2 separate regions of the Homo sapiens genome follow, and region 2 is linked to region 1. The links are chromatin loops, found by intact Hi-C in ENCODE. Cell type or tissue: heart left ventricle. All regions are shown on one strand. Each heading gives the region's core, and the rest is flanking DNA. Links, peaks and the distances in the headings are about the cores only.

The links. A loop is a pair of places that touch in the nucleus more often than their neighbours do. Peaks named below come from ENCODE experiments on the same cell type or tissue, not always from the same donor. Only the 100,000 strongest peaks of a DNase experiment are listed, where the experiment ranks them.
Region 2: a loop joins it to region 1, with 2.6 times the contacts of the local background. A loop is called at or near these places in 8 of 110 quality-filtered maps.

The regions. Positions count from the first base shown.
Region 1 is chr12:46,828,946-46,835,742 of GRCh38, reverse strand. It overlaps a transcript of SLC38A4 not described here. Among named protein-coding and RNA genes, the nearest start is that of SLC38A4, 6.3 kb to the right of the region's middle. RefSeq lists an enhancer at 3,403-4,211. In heart left ventricle, for the core only: no CTCF peak of the experiment used is centred there; DNase peaks (open chromatin) are centred at 3,932 and 4,502; H3K4me3 peaks cover 1,350 bases; H3K27me3 peaks cover 1,985 bases.
Region 2 is chr12:46,682,638-46,689,434 of GRCh38, reverse strand. It overlaps the pseudogene MARK3P1. Among named protein-coding and RNA genes, the nearest start is that of SLC38A4, 140 kb to the left of the region's middle. In heart left ventricle, for the core only: no CTCF peak of the experiment used is centred there; no DNase peak of the experiment used is centred there.

The sequences.
Region 1 (6,797 bases), core at 2,422-4,921:
TCCATCAATGGAAGAATGGATAAAGAAAATGTGATATATATATACAAGGGAATATTATTCAGCTGAAAAAAGAATGAAATCCTGTCATTTGCAGTAACGTGGATAAAACTGGAGGTCATTACACTAACTAAAATAAGCCATACACAGAGAGACAAATATTGCATTTTCTCAGTGACATATGGGAGCTAAAAAAGTGGATCTCATAAAAATAAAGAGAAGATTGGTGGGTACAAAAGTGCAGTTAGATAGAAAGAATAAGCCCTAGCATGTAATAGATTAGTAGGATGACTATAGTTAACAATAATAATTGATTGTATATTTCAAAATAGCTAGAAGAGAATAATTTTAATGTTTCTAGTATAAAGAAAAGATAAATATTTAAGGTAATAGCCCAATTACACTGATTTGATCTTTACAAATTATATGAATGTATTAAATTATCACATGTGCTTCAGATAATATGTACATCTATTTAAAAAATAAAACCTTTGAGGAATCACGATAATTGTAACAGTGTTATTTTAAACTTGTTGCAGCATAGAACTCTGTCTACAAGCATTAGCTTCAGTTCTGAAAAATATATTTCATAAATTTTTAAATATAGATTTTTCTTAAAACAAAAGCAACCACAACAAAACCAATGACCACTCCTAAAACCAGAGTGTTAAAATAATTTTAGAGTGTTCCAATCAATTCAGCTTTATCAAAATGATGAGTAAATTCTAACTGTTCTGTAAACTTCTGTTTTTCTCCATCACTAAGTGTGTTTGTAGTACTGTCTGAACTTGACTTAAGCCAGGAAAGCAATGTATCAGGAAACATTCTGTATTTTTCAGATGACAAACTGAGCCACTAAGAGCTAAAGAGACTTGTCCAAGTTTCCATAGCTAGTAGGTGGTGACTCTGGGATTCTAAATCAAGCTATGTACTCTACAGCCAGTGAATGATCTGAGGAGAAACCAAAATGTGTTTCACAATGTGGCCTTCAGGAATACTCATGTCATTAGTTAGAATTGCTTCCCATCCTTTCAAACACTAGTTTAAAAGAAACCCTTGAGGATTGGTGAGCAGATTCAATGTGGCCATTAATGGTTCAAACTTTTTATTGTAACACAGAAAATAAAGAGTTGTCAGTTGTCTTATCCTACCTAGGCATTGCGTTAGATCTTCTCAGACTCTACTGATGTATAATAGCCATAATTTTATTGTTTTATAGATGAATACAAGACTCATTTAACCTCAACCCACAACCTGATTAATATTACTAGCACATATAAATGCATAACTCATAGTTCTCTATTACATTAGACCATGAACCACTGCTTTTGATCTCTTCTGTACTAGCTAAGATATGATGTCAAGAACTGATTAAATAAGCAGTCCCTTTAAAAGTTGAGCAGTTGCGGTCAGGCGTGGTGGCTCACGCCTGTAATCCCAGCGCTTTGGGAGGCCAAGGCAGGCGGATCACGAGACCATCCTGGCTAACACGGTGAAACCCCGTCTCTACTAAAAATACAAAAAATTAGCCGGGCGTGGCGGCGGGCGCCTGTAGTCCCAGCTACTCGGGAGGCTGAGGCAGGAGAATGACGTGAACCCAGGAGGCGGAGCTTGCAGTGAGCCGAGATTGGGCTACTGCACTCCAGCCTGGGCGACGAGTGAGACTCCGTCTCAAAAAAAAAAAAACAAAAAAACAAAAAAACAAAAAACGTTGAGCAGTTGCACAGTAAACCAGTTTGTGTCGTGGAATTACTTATCTTGAGAAGACTCAAATGATCTTACCTTCATTTGAGTCTTCCTTCTCTGGAATGGCTTTTTGTTTTATAAACCTGAGTTTTGCTTTTACTAAATCGCAGGTTAGGAAAAGAGAAATGTGTATCTACCTTGATCTCACTAATTCTCTCCAAATCCTACCAATTTTGACATTTTAGTAGCTTTATAAAAGATGTTTATATTTATAAAGTAAGAATCAATGGAGAAGTGTGATAATGTGTAGAGAATCTAGTTTCAACAAGCTTATAGGGAATTCAAAACTATTCTGATACAGTCTAATTCCACAAAATGTAAACTTCTTGCTATGATAGAGAGGTTTACCGTATTTGCTTGGGGGCTCAGAAGAAAATCAGTTTTTACAAAACAAACATTTTTATATAATTTTTTTTAGTTTCTAAAATTGTAGCTCCAGTGAAAGTGTGTTACATCATCCTTCTATTGAATCTGTATTGTCAGATTGTCCTAGTACAGTTTGATGTGTATGTGTGTGTGCATTAATCCTGTGTTCTTAGTGTTTCTGATTATTATGCATTATCCAGGTGAGTTTCTGCTGTTATCTTATTTTTTTAAAGCACTAAGCTGTTGCTGGTTTTAGTTATTGGGAGCTATAAAACGAGAAGGTTCTAGGTGGACAGTATGGACAGGCAGTGAAACTTGCCATTCTGAATAAAGTTAAACTGGATGTGTGAGAATACAAAAGGTAAATTGTGTTGCCTGGAGAGTTAGTTACACTGTGGGTTCAACGTCTCCATAGGATAGTTTTCTTTCCCTAAAGAATGACAACTCACTACTAAATAAATGGGGGATTGTGAACATATTTGTTACACAGGCCTTCTTCGAAACAAGAATTTTGTTTAATACTAGAGAATAGTTTCAACGTAAATAATTTTCCTTACAATGGTAGGTTGTAACTTTAACAAATAGAATTAACGTTCGAATGCTATTTATTATTATAGCCTAATTCCTTCTTCATATGTACTGAGGATTGTGCTTAAACTGGAATTCTAGAAAAAAAAATTATCACCAAAGACCCACTCTTAAGTACTAGCAAGTTATCCCATTTCTTTCATGCATAAAGTGACGTTTACTGTGAATGACAGGTTTTTCATTTGTACTCCTTCCTCAAATGTTTCTTTTTCTTTATGTAAAGTTCACGTTTGTCACCTCCATACCAGGAGGAAATTTAGTGAGTCATCTACCCTGAACACTCTTTTACAGACTTTAAAATAAAGATCCACATGTACTTCAGCTTATAGGACAGATCCAATAAATGCAACCTTGACTCATGGAAGAAATCTAACCGTCGAAAAATAAACCCACACCAGGATCTTCTCGGTTATCCCGGACCCAGGAAAGAGGGAGCAGGGACCGGGCTTCCAGGCTTCACTCCTGAAGGACAGCTGGACATCTCAGCCCCACCTGGGAGGATGCTTTGGTCTACTTCTCAGGTTGCCGCCTGACGATTGGTGGCTGGCCTGGAAGGGAGGGTCCGCAGGAAACGCGACACTGGGGATGTTGCCCCTATCACATGATGGAAATTTCCACTCTTTAGAAAGGCGAAAAGAAAAGAAAGAAGGGTCTCTCCATCCATCCCTTTCTGATACTTTCCCTGAATCCCAGTCTGGAAAGGGTAGTAAAAGAGGCGGGTGAGTGAATTTTTTTTTGTATTTCCTGTTAGACTTGAGACTTGTCAGTGTCCAAACTTGCAGCTGGATCCCAGCCTATCGGATGGGTGCTTGTGTGTATGCACGGGGGACATCCACACGTGTGTAGCCCGGTCTCTCAATCATCTGGGGCTTATGTCTGGGGCTCTTCATGACATGCTCATAGTTCCTAATTCTTATTATTTTCCAAACATTCACGCTTTGGGTGGGTTATTGCAGGCTAATGATTCGGTTGACTAGAAATAACGTAAACTAGGGCACATGGAGGGAAGAGACTGATTGGGCGGGCTCATGTGTGACTTCTTTTCAAGGAGAAGCGGTTGTGCCAAGGTAGCCTATTCCAGGAGGGCTGGGGTATGGGGCACCTCCGCCTCCCGCACTGGGATTCCCTGGGCTGTTGGATTTCGAGTTGGTTGTATTGGGACTGCGTTCCGTGGCCGCGCCGCCTGCCTGGCTGAGAGGCCCGACTTCCCCCGCGGGAGCTGGCTCCGCGACCGCCCGGGATCCTGCTGGCAAGGTGTTACCCGAGTCCCTGGACCCGCGCCCGCGTCCTCAGGTCGGGGACACTGGGTGGAAGGCTTAAAATAGAACTGTCGTCTCTGATAGCTGGGTCGCCCCAGAGACCAGCATGATTCCCCGGGCGGGGTACTCTGACCTGGGGAGCCCCCAAGGAGTCTCTTTCAAGGGAGAAGGCGAGAGCAGAGCTGGATGTGGGCCCCTGGTCTCTGGGCGGTGGGCGAGTCTGAAAACTGCGCCAGCGGTTCCGAGGGCGGCTTACCGCGCGGTCGGATTGCCCGGCCTGCTGCGCGCTGGAGTGAAGGGCAGGGCGGTGCAGAAATGCGAACGGGGACGGATAGTGGGGTCGCGGCAACCGAGCTAAGAGAAGCCTAGGGAGGAGGGGCAGAAGGCGGGAATTGATTACAGGTTAGAGCTGATGGAGGAAAAATTGAGAGAAGAGCGAATGAAGGAAGAAAGTGAGACGGGGGAGAGGGAACCCGGACCCGGGAAGCCCCGAGAAGCGTAAGCCGGGAGCACCCTTGAGTCCAGGAGAGGTGGCGAGCGCGGCACACCAGCTGTGCGCCCAGGCAGCGCGCGGTGAGGTACTCTTCATCTAGCGGTGGTACAGGTGGACGCTGCGCTCTGGGCCAGGGCAGGTGCCGGTTGTGGGGGAAAACGGCGAATCTCCCAGCTCCTCTTTGTGATCCAGCAGGCAGAGATGGAAGATTGCCCTTACTTTGAGCACCAGGACTGACCCTGGAATGCTCACCGGGCTGCTGACTTGGAGGAAAAGGGGTGAACTAAGTTAGGAAACTCAGGGATACGTGGTCGCGGGTGTGCCAGGGCATTTGCAGAGGAGTGCAGGAGGCAGTGATGCGGGCACTTGTGAAACTTGTGAACTTGAGCACTTGTGAATCTCCCGGCTAGGGCCGGGACAGGTTGGCGCTTGTCTATTTCTCAGAGTAAAAGCTGCATCTCTACCTGTCTCAGGGAGATATTAAATGCCGAGGTCTTAAATGCACAGTGTGAAGGTAGTAGGAGTGGCTCTAGAGCAATAAGCCCATCCTGGCAGGCACTTCCCGCAGACTCTCCCTAGCCCAGAGCCCCATCCTCCAAGGCTAAAGGACCCACTGCTTGGTTATCCACTTAGTTGTGCGGACGGGGGCGGGTGGGCAGGCAGTTTCTCACCTTAAAGGAAGCGGAAAGAGGCCAGAGCTTCAACAGTGGATGGCCTGTTCCCGATTTCTAGCTATCCTACAGCCATCCTTTTTTGCTTCTGGGTAGCTGTGACATAATCATTAGGGCTAAAATGTGTTATGTTGTAAAGAGAGCATCCTACACATAGATCTCAATTTCCAGGGCCTAGCAGGGGGTGGGAGAAATCAGCCTATGTTGTATTTTGTTGTTGTTCCCACTACAAGCAAGTCTCCTAAAAAGTCGCTGAAATTGGTGAACTCTTTCCTGTGCAACACAAGAAGAGTGTGTGTGTGTGTGTGTGTGTGTGTGTGTGTGAGAGAGAGAGAGAGAATTTCTTAAATTCTAACAAATAAATCTATAGAAAATCTAAGTTTTGGGTAGAAGTCTGTAAAAATAGAGACATTGAAAAGAATATCTGATCTTTCCATATTTCTGAATACCAGTGTCCAGAGAAAGGAAACTTTTTATCAGGCTGATTTTATCACAAAGCAACAAAAGGCTGGAAGATTGGTGGTGTAAAGAGATAAATAACTTTTTTTGGAGGCTGCTGGGACAGGAGGCAAGCTGGAGGCTGGTCTGAACTAGATTAATGGTAATTCCGGCTCACACATATGTAGGAACTTTTACATTATATGTTTCTAAGTACTTCCTTTATGTTAACATTTGACCTTCATAACAAACTTATGAGATAGATTCTATTATTATACCCATTTTATAGATCAGAAAATGGAGATACACAGTGTGAAGAACACAAAATATTTTGGAAGTTCTACTTGGGCATTAATTGTTCATAAACGTAAATGAACAATTCTTTGTTCTTTATCAAGGGCAGAGCTGGACAGGTGACTTCTAAGGACCTGGGGCTGACTTCTTATTCTATTACAGACTAATCCTATTCCAAGCAAGCTAAAGACATGATCACGCAGCTGGACTCTCTGAATCTTTGCAGTCTTAGGACTGGACTTTTTTCTATATAAGTGACATTTGAGAAAGGAATAGTGTACCTGTGTTCCATGTCAGTTTATCAGCACAAACGTGGTGAGGACAATCACAGTACACTTAACAGCTTGTGGACTTCGTGATGTACACATAACAGCTTGTGGACGTTGTTTTTTTCTTTTTGCCTTATCCTATTTTTAGAACCTTAACCCTCCTTTTTTTTTTTTTTACTTTTTACATATCCAAAGCAAATATTTCTATAAAAATCAAAGGCTGTTATATATTTTATATACATCAAAACAATAATATATCAAAATGATTACACAGTTTTAAAAAATGTGCTTCCACCTATCAATTGAAATCATCTTGCAAGCCACTACTGCCCTGATGATGTTCTGCAGGAAGGATAAGAGGTAGAAGTAGGGGAGGGACAAGTGAAAGGAAAGGTGCTTTAAGAGCCAGTCTTTATACTAAGCCCTTTAATGTGAATCTCATTTAATCTTCACATGATACTCTATTCTATAGGTATTTGTTATCTCTGTTTTACAGACAGGAAATTGAAGAGGTTAAGGAAAGAGCCAAGAGTCACAAAGCTAGTAAGTAACAATGCTGATATTAGAATAAAATTCATCCTATGCAAAAGCTCCTGCTTGTTGCAATAAAGACAGCAGTAAAATAAAGACAACCAGAGGGAGGAGAACAAAAACTTAAGGAAACAAGGGTGTTAGA
Region 2 (6,797 bases), core at 3,400-5,899, 150 kb after region 1:
TCGATCTCCTGGCCTCGTGATCCACCCACCTCAGCCTCCTGAAGTGCTGGGATTACAGGCATGAACCACTAAACCTGGCCTGTCCTCTGTTTCTTTACCAAATGTTCTGTCCCTTCCCTCTCTTCTTCTTTTCTGGAACTCCCAGTATGGGTATGTTGATGCACTTTATGGTGCCCTATAGGTTTCTGAGACTGTTCATTCTTCATCACTCTTTTTTTCTGTCTCAGACTGAAAGATCTCAATTGATCTAGCTTCAAATTCACTGATTATTTCCTCTGCCAGCTCAAATCTGTTGAGCACCTTTAGTAAATTTTTCATTTGCGCTATTTTATTTTCTTCTGCATACTTTCTATTTGGTTATTTTTTATATCTCATTATTGATATTCTCTATTTAGTGGGACCTCATTCTCATACTTTCAATTCTTTAGACATGGTTTCCTTAGTTCTCTGAACATATTTTAAATAGTCAGTTTAAAATCTTTGAGTAGTAAATCTAGCATCTGGACTTCCTCAGGGATAGTTTTAATTGATTGCTTTTTTCCACTGTGCATGAGTCTACTTCCTTGTTTTGTTGTATGCCTTATAACTTTTTGTATTCACCTGGATATTTTAAATAATATAATGTGGCACCTCAGAAATCAGAATCCCCAAGGTTTGTTGTTGCTGTTATTGTTGTTGATTTTGCTAGTGTTGATTGCTGAGTGACTTTCCTTACTTAAGTCAATGACGTATCTACTTTTTGGTCATGTGTGGCCTCTGAATTTTCTGCTCAGTCAGTTTAGTGGTCAGCTCATATATAGACAGAGATTTTCTTAAGTTATTTCAACCAATAAACCTTTGACAAGGGGATCTGTGTGCATGTTTGGGCACACCTTCAATACTCAGGCAAGCAATGTACAACCTTGACTTAGTCTTTACTTTTAGATTGCACAGAGTCTGAAAGTCAGTCAGAGGTGAGATCCTAGAGAGCTTAGGGCATTCTTAGGTCTTCCCTGGACATGCACACAGCCCTGGACATGTGCATGGCCTTTCTAGAATATGTTGGAACTTTTCAAATTCCCCTATGGACATCTTATTTCCCAACTTTCCCTTTTAATCACTTTGGTCAGCTTTTTGTTTTTCCCAACTGTTATTGGACCTAGATAGCTTCAATGCTAACATAATTCTGCTCATTATTTTCAAGCAACACCCTCATGGAAAAGGCTGCACACATAGAAAGAGTTCTGAGACAAGTCAAACAAAGAAAAGCCTTGTGAGTGGGCATTTCCAGGAAACTTCCAGATTGATCAAATAGTGACAATTTTCTGAGAATGGTTCTTTTGGCCAGCTCCAAACATTTCTGCCCACTAGGCTGCTGGTTTCCACCTGAGATTACAGAGATGTTGATTTTTCAAGCCTCTCAGCTGGGGAGAAGAGGATGGGAATAAGGCAATTTACAATATTAAAAATCTCACTGCTCTTATTCAGATTTGGCCATTGTTTTTTGGGGGGGGGGGCGGGGAAAAAAGGTCTTCAGACTGTGGCAAGCCTTTGATTAATACCCAGAGTTCTGAAAAAGTAGATTTTCACCATTTTTTCCCCCTTGGTCTCATTGCTTTTATGGAGGGATAGATTTTCCAGGGTTCTTACCCATCCATTCCACTGACATCCTAGGTACATTTTTTTAAAAAGGAAGAAATTAAAGCAGATTCAGATCATGGACACTATTAAGAGATTAGAAGTGAAATTTGGGATAGTGAGAGAACAGCATGAGTGTGTTGGGAACTTGAAGGAGGTCGACATGAGGACTGTAAACCAGCCCTCAGCCCTTCAATGAGCACTATTTTACCAAACACTGTGACAACCTACTCTGCTCCTTTTTTCTCCATTCTTGCATTTCCCTCTCTCTCTCTCATCTCTGTCACCTTTCCCCACAGAAAGCCACTCTCTCTTCCTGGACTATGCTTCCTTACTTTTGTACGTGCTCCACCCTCTTCCTAGAATTTCCTTCATTCTTTCCATAGTAATTTCATTCATTGCTTAAAATCTCACATACCCTTCTGGGAATCCTTACCCGTCTTCCCTATGTGAAAGAAGTTATTTCCTCCCTTGCATTCCATAAAATATTTTACAACCTCATTTAATAAAAAAAGTCCTGAAGTAATGTTTCTCAATCTTTAATGTATAAAAGAGCATCCGAGGATGCCTGTTGAATGTGCAGATTCCTAGGCCACATCCACAGGAATACTGGATTCAGAGAGTCTGGGCTAAACTTCATGAATCTGCATTAAAACAAAATATGATTATGATGCAGGTGGTGCATGAATCACATTTTAAGACACAGAATCCTCTAACTGGTTCCCCGTTGAACTTCCTAGCAGAGTAGATATATAATAAGTACTTATTGAATTAAATTTGCAAAATTTTCCCCAAATATCAGTGTTAACATAGTGTCTTGTATACATATGGCAAACCAAAAATATTTTGGAAAGTATGAAAACCTACATTATATGCCCATGTTAGCCACACTTTACTTAGAATCACCTGGGGAATGTTTTAAAACTGGTGACTGTACTGTAGTTAGACAACCTTAACAGTGTCTATTCTGTGAGGCCCCACCCCCAGAACTGCTAAACAGGAGCCCACTTCTACATATGTCATCACCAAATCCAGCAGCTGGCCTCTTCCAACAAAAGCACTACATTTTCCTTCTCTTAAATATGTATTGTCCTTAAGGGGTCTGGAGTTATTCGTAATTTGCACCAAATGACTTTTCTTTATTTCCTCATAGCAACATTGTTAAGAATAGAAAATAATGGATATGACCCAAATATCCATTGATAGAATGCAAAAACCAACTGTGGAATATTCACATTATTCATTTTCATAATAGTAAAAATAAAATATAGCTACATACGTCAGCATGGATAAAGCTTAGAATCATTAAAATATTGAGTAAAAAAATGCAATTCTTAGAAGTTTACATATTGCATATCATTTTCATAAAGCTGGACAAACACCAAATCGTATACATTTTGGACATATATAGTAATTCTATGAGCAAGGGAATGACAAAATTCCAGATTGCAGTGACCTCTGGGGTAGGACAAATTGCAAACACATGGATGCAAATTATTGGGAATGTTCTAGCCCTGGAGCTGAATGGTTGGTTCACAGATGTTTTATTATCCTTTAAAACACACAAATATAATGTACAAGACACATTAAATATTTGAAGGTATAGGCAAACAAACAAAAAAAAACAGGAGGAATACAATGTAGGTCCAGACACATCCAGTATGCATGGATTCCCTGTACAAACAGTGCTGTCTTCATTATGCATCATTATGGGAACACAGAAGGCTGTGGGGCGGCTAGAGCGGGAGGCAGAAGGACCTCAAACTGGAAGAAGGCATTCCTCCCTCTGAGCCTCAGTTTCTCTATACACAAAATAAAGGTGTAAACCCTACCAGGGATGACAAATGGCTGGCACACATATCATAGGTCTCGCCTTCATCACCCACTGCAGACCTGGCTAATAGATCACAGCACTTTTTCTCACAGAGCACACAGACAACTTTGGACTCCTCAGCTTGGCACTGCAGGCTGCCAGGGCTGATGGGTCAGCCATGGCACACCAAATGACACCCAGCTGCTGATCCAGAGAGTCCATCCAGTTTGAGTCTGAGAGTTTGGAAGCTCAGCCAGCAGACGTTAGGCACCTAGCTGCCCCCCAGGAAGGAGTCCATGGGACTTGGAGTTGGCCCAGGCCAGAGACCCTGACACCTGGAAATGTAAAGCCTCAGCTTCTTCATCACCCACCTCTGCAGCTTCCCATCTCCTGCAGCTGGCCCAGCCCCACTGTCTAGCTATCATTTGCCCAGGCCTCCCTATTCCAATCAGTTGAGTGGACAAGCTCCTGGCAGCCCTATCCTGGTGAACTCTGCCACACTTGAAAACAGTATGACTAGCACAGAGGACAGGCAGGGCTCATTGTCACCCTCTAATCCAGGGGGGACCTACAGAAAATGGCCCCATTGTGCGATATGATCTTACACAGCCAGCTGGTCCCCAGGAAGCTAACCCCCACTTATGCTAAGCAGGCAGAACAGACTGCATTCCTTCTACTACCTTTGCAGAGGCAGGCCTCCTACCTTTGCTGCTGAGCTACTCCTCTTCCCCAAACCTGGTCAGCCCAGCTTCCTTTCCCTTATAGCCTCAGCTGAGAAGAATCTTCCCCATTGCTCCTGCCCCAGCTCCCTTCCTCCCCAATGGGAAGTAATTACCCCTCCTCTAGATGTTCAGGACATAGAGTTCTGGTTCTCACAGTGTGTGCAAACACCACCTACCACTTTTTACTTGCAAAGGCACTGAAGCAAGAATGCTTGGATTCTCAAGAACAAAGATGCCAGAGGTTCACTCTGGTCCCTGCTGTTCCCAGGCTCATCTTCTCTGAAGCCTTGAAAACTTTATCCACCCTGTCTCCTTGCTCTACAACCCCTCATCCCCATCCCATGCCATCCCAGCAAGCTCCCTACCTGGATGATTCCAATTCCCTCTTTAAACCCTCTTAGACACTCCCTTCTCAAGGCAGTCTTCTTTGCCTTCCCTTTGCCCTGCATCACTTATCCTCATTACCTGTTAGAACACACAGTGGGTTCAAATCCTGCTGCTTGCATGTCTGCCTTTCCTTTTATGGGACAGATTTGTGAAAGCAGGGCTCATGACTGACTCACTGCATTACCTCCAGCCCTCAGCACAGAACTTGGCCCATAGTGGGGAGGAAGCAGGGCCTCAAAGAAGTCTGAGCTAAATACATGGTCTCTGTCTGATATGGTTTGGCTGTGTCCCCACCCAAATCTCATCCTGACTTCCCACATATTGTGGGAAGGACCCAGTGGGAAGTAATTGAATCATGGGGGCAGGTCTTTCCCATGCTGTTCTCATGATAGTGAATAAGTCCCATGAGATCTGATGGTTCTATAAGGGGGCGTTTCCCTGTACAAGTTCTGCCTTTGCCTGCTGCCATCCATGTAAGACATGACTTGCTCCTCCTTGCCTTCCACCATGATTGTGAGGCTTCCCCAGCCACATGGAACTGTAAGTCCATTAAACCTCTTTCTTTTGTAAATTGCCCAGTCTCGGGTATATCTTTATCAGCAGCATGAAAACAGACTAATACATCGACTTCATGGAAATTATAGTTTAGTGAAAGACATGATGACAAAGAAAGTGAATTCTAGGTACCTTATACACAGGCCAGACAATTCTTTCCTGATAATGTCAAACTTAAGCTGAGATCTCACTGGTAAGGAAATGTGAACTCAGCAACAACAACAACTACAACAAAATGGTGTAAAGAACTTTCCAACAAAAGAGAATAACATAGAGAAATGTCTAAGGTGGGAAGAGCAACATGTATAACTACCAAACTACTGAAAAGCCAGAGAGTCCTCAGCAAGAGATAGGGCAAAAAGCAAGAGCTCATAAACCACATACATCAATCAGGGCAGGCTAGGTGATGCTGAGTAACAAATGACCCCACATAGTAGGGGTCAACAGTCAGGGTAATTCATCTATCATGCTATATGCCACCATTGCTCTGCTCTGCATCCTCTTGGATCTGGACTCAGGCTCACTGAGCAGGCTTTATCTGGAACGTCACCTTGGTCACAGCAGTAAGAAAAGAAAAGTGGTTCTTACAGTGCTGGTGTTTACAGTGTGCCCACATCTCCCTCACTTGTCATCAGCTAATCCTTTGCCCATGCCTGAGAAAGGCAAGGATAGGGCTGCAGGACCCTCTGACAAAGAAGGCAGTATGTCCAAAGGCACTGAGGGGGTGAGCAGTATTCCCGTTCCACATCATAAGTTTTGATGTCTATCTCATAAGGGCACTGGAAAACAATTGACAACATTTTCTACTTTTTACCAATCTGTTAGTATTGAGAAGGAAAATAAATTGAAAACAGGCATGAGAGAGTGGATTTGGGGAGAAAAATTAGGAGGCCATTTCAGTTTTCTGGGCAAGAATAAAAGAGTACTACTTTAAGACTAGGATCAGGGCAATGGAAATGGAGAAGAGCCAACAGATTTTAAGATATGAGGAGGTAGTGATGTGCAGACAGAAGCAGATGAGAGATGATGTGGCCCAAGGACAGTGGAAGAAATGCAGCAGACTTGATTCCTGGTGACTTGCCAGATGCTGACTCCAGTTTTCTCGGAAGTCCAACGACTCCATTCTCGTTCTTGAGTTCTCTATGTTCTCCTAATACATCTGTTACATCAGGGGTCTCTGTTCTACCCAAGAGCCACTGTCAATTTCAGTCCATCTTCCCAATCGGCCTGTCTGCCCCTGCTAGAGTATCAGCTCCTTGAGGACAGGGATGTCATCAGTTTGGGTGATCCCTGGATCAGCATCTGGTCAGGGCTTGAGAATGTCTCTAACACAGGGAAGTAGGCAGAGCCAGAGGTTGGGAGAGGTGATTCCTGGTGACATCATCCAGCACCCAGGTACAACTAAGGTGAAGTTGGCCCAGCATATTATTACCAGCACCAAAGTGGCCATAAAGGTCATCTACAAATATCAGCAGAGCAACTCCAACAGTGTTCATTAGTATTTGTAGGTGGCATAGTTTGTATAGTTAGTGTTGTAGTTAGCATTCCTAGTTATAATTTATAGTTAGTAAAGCTAGGAGATCACTATTGCCAGTGACCTATGTGACACAGTTTGGCCTCCAACTCTGCTGATGACAAGACCCTTATTAAGGATTACAAGCTCCTCAAGAAAATCAGCCAAGGAAGCTTCACCAGGGTAAAGT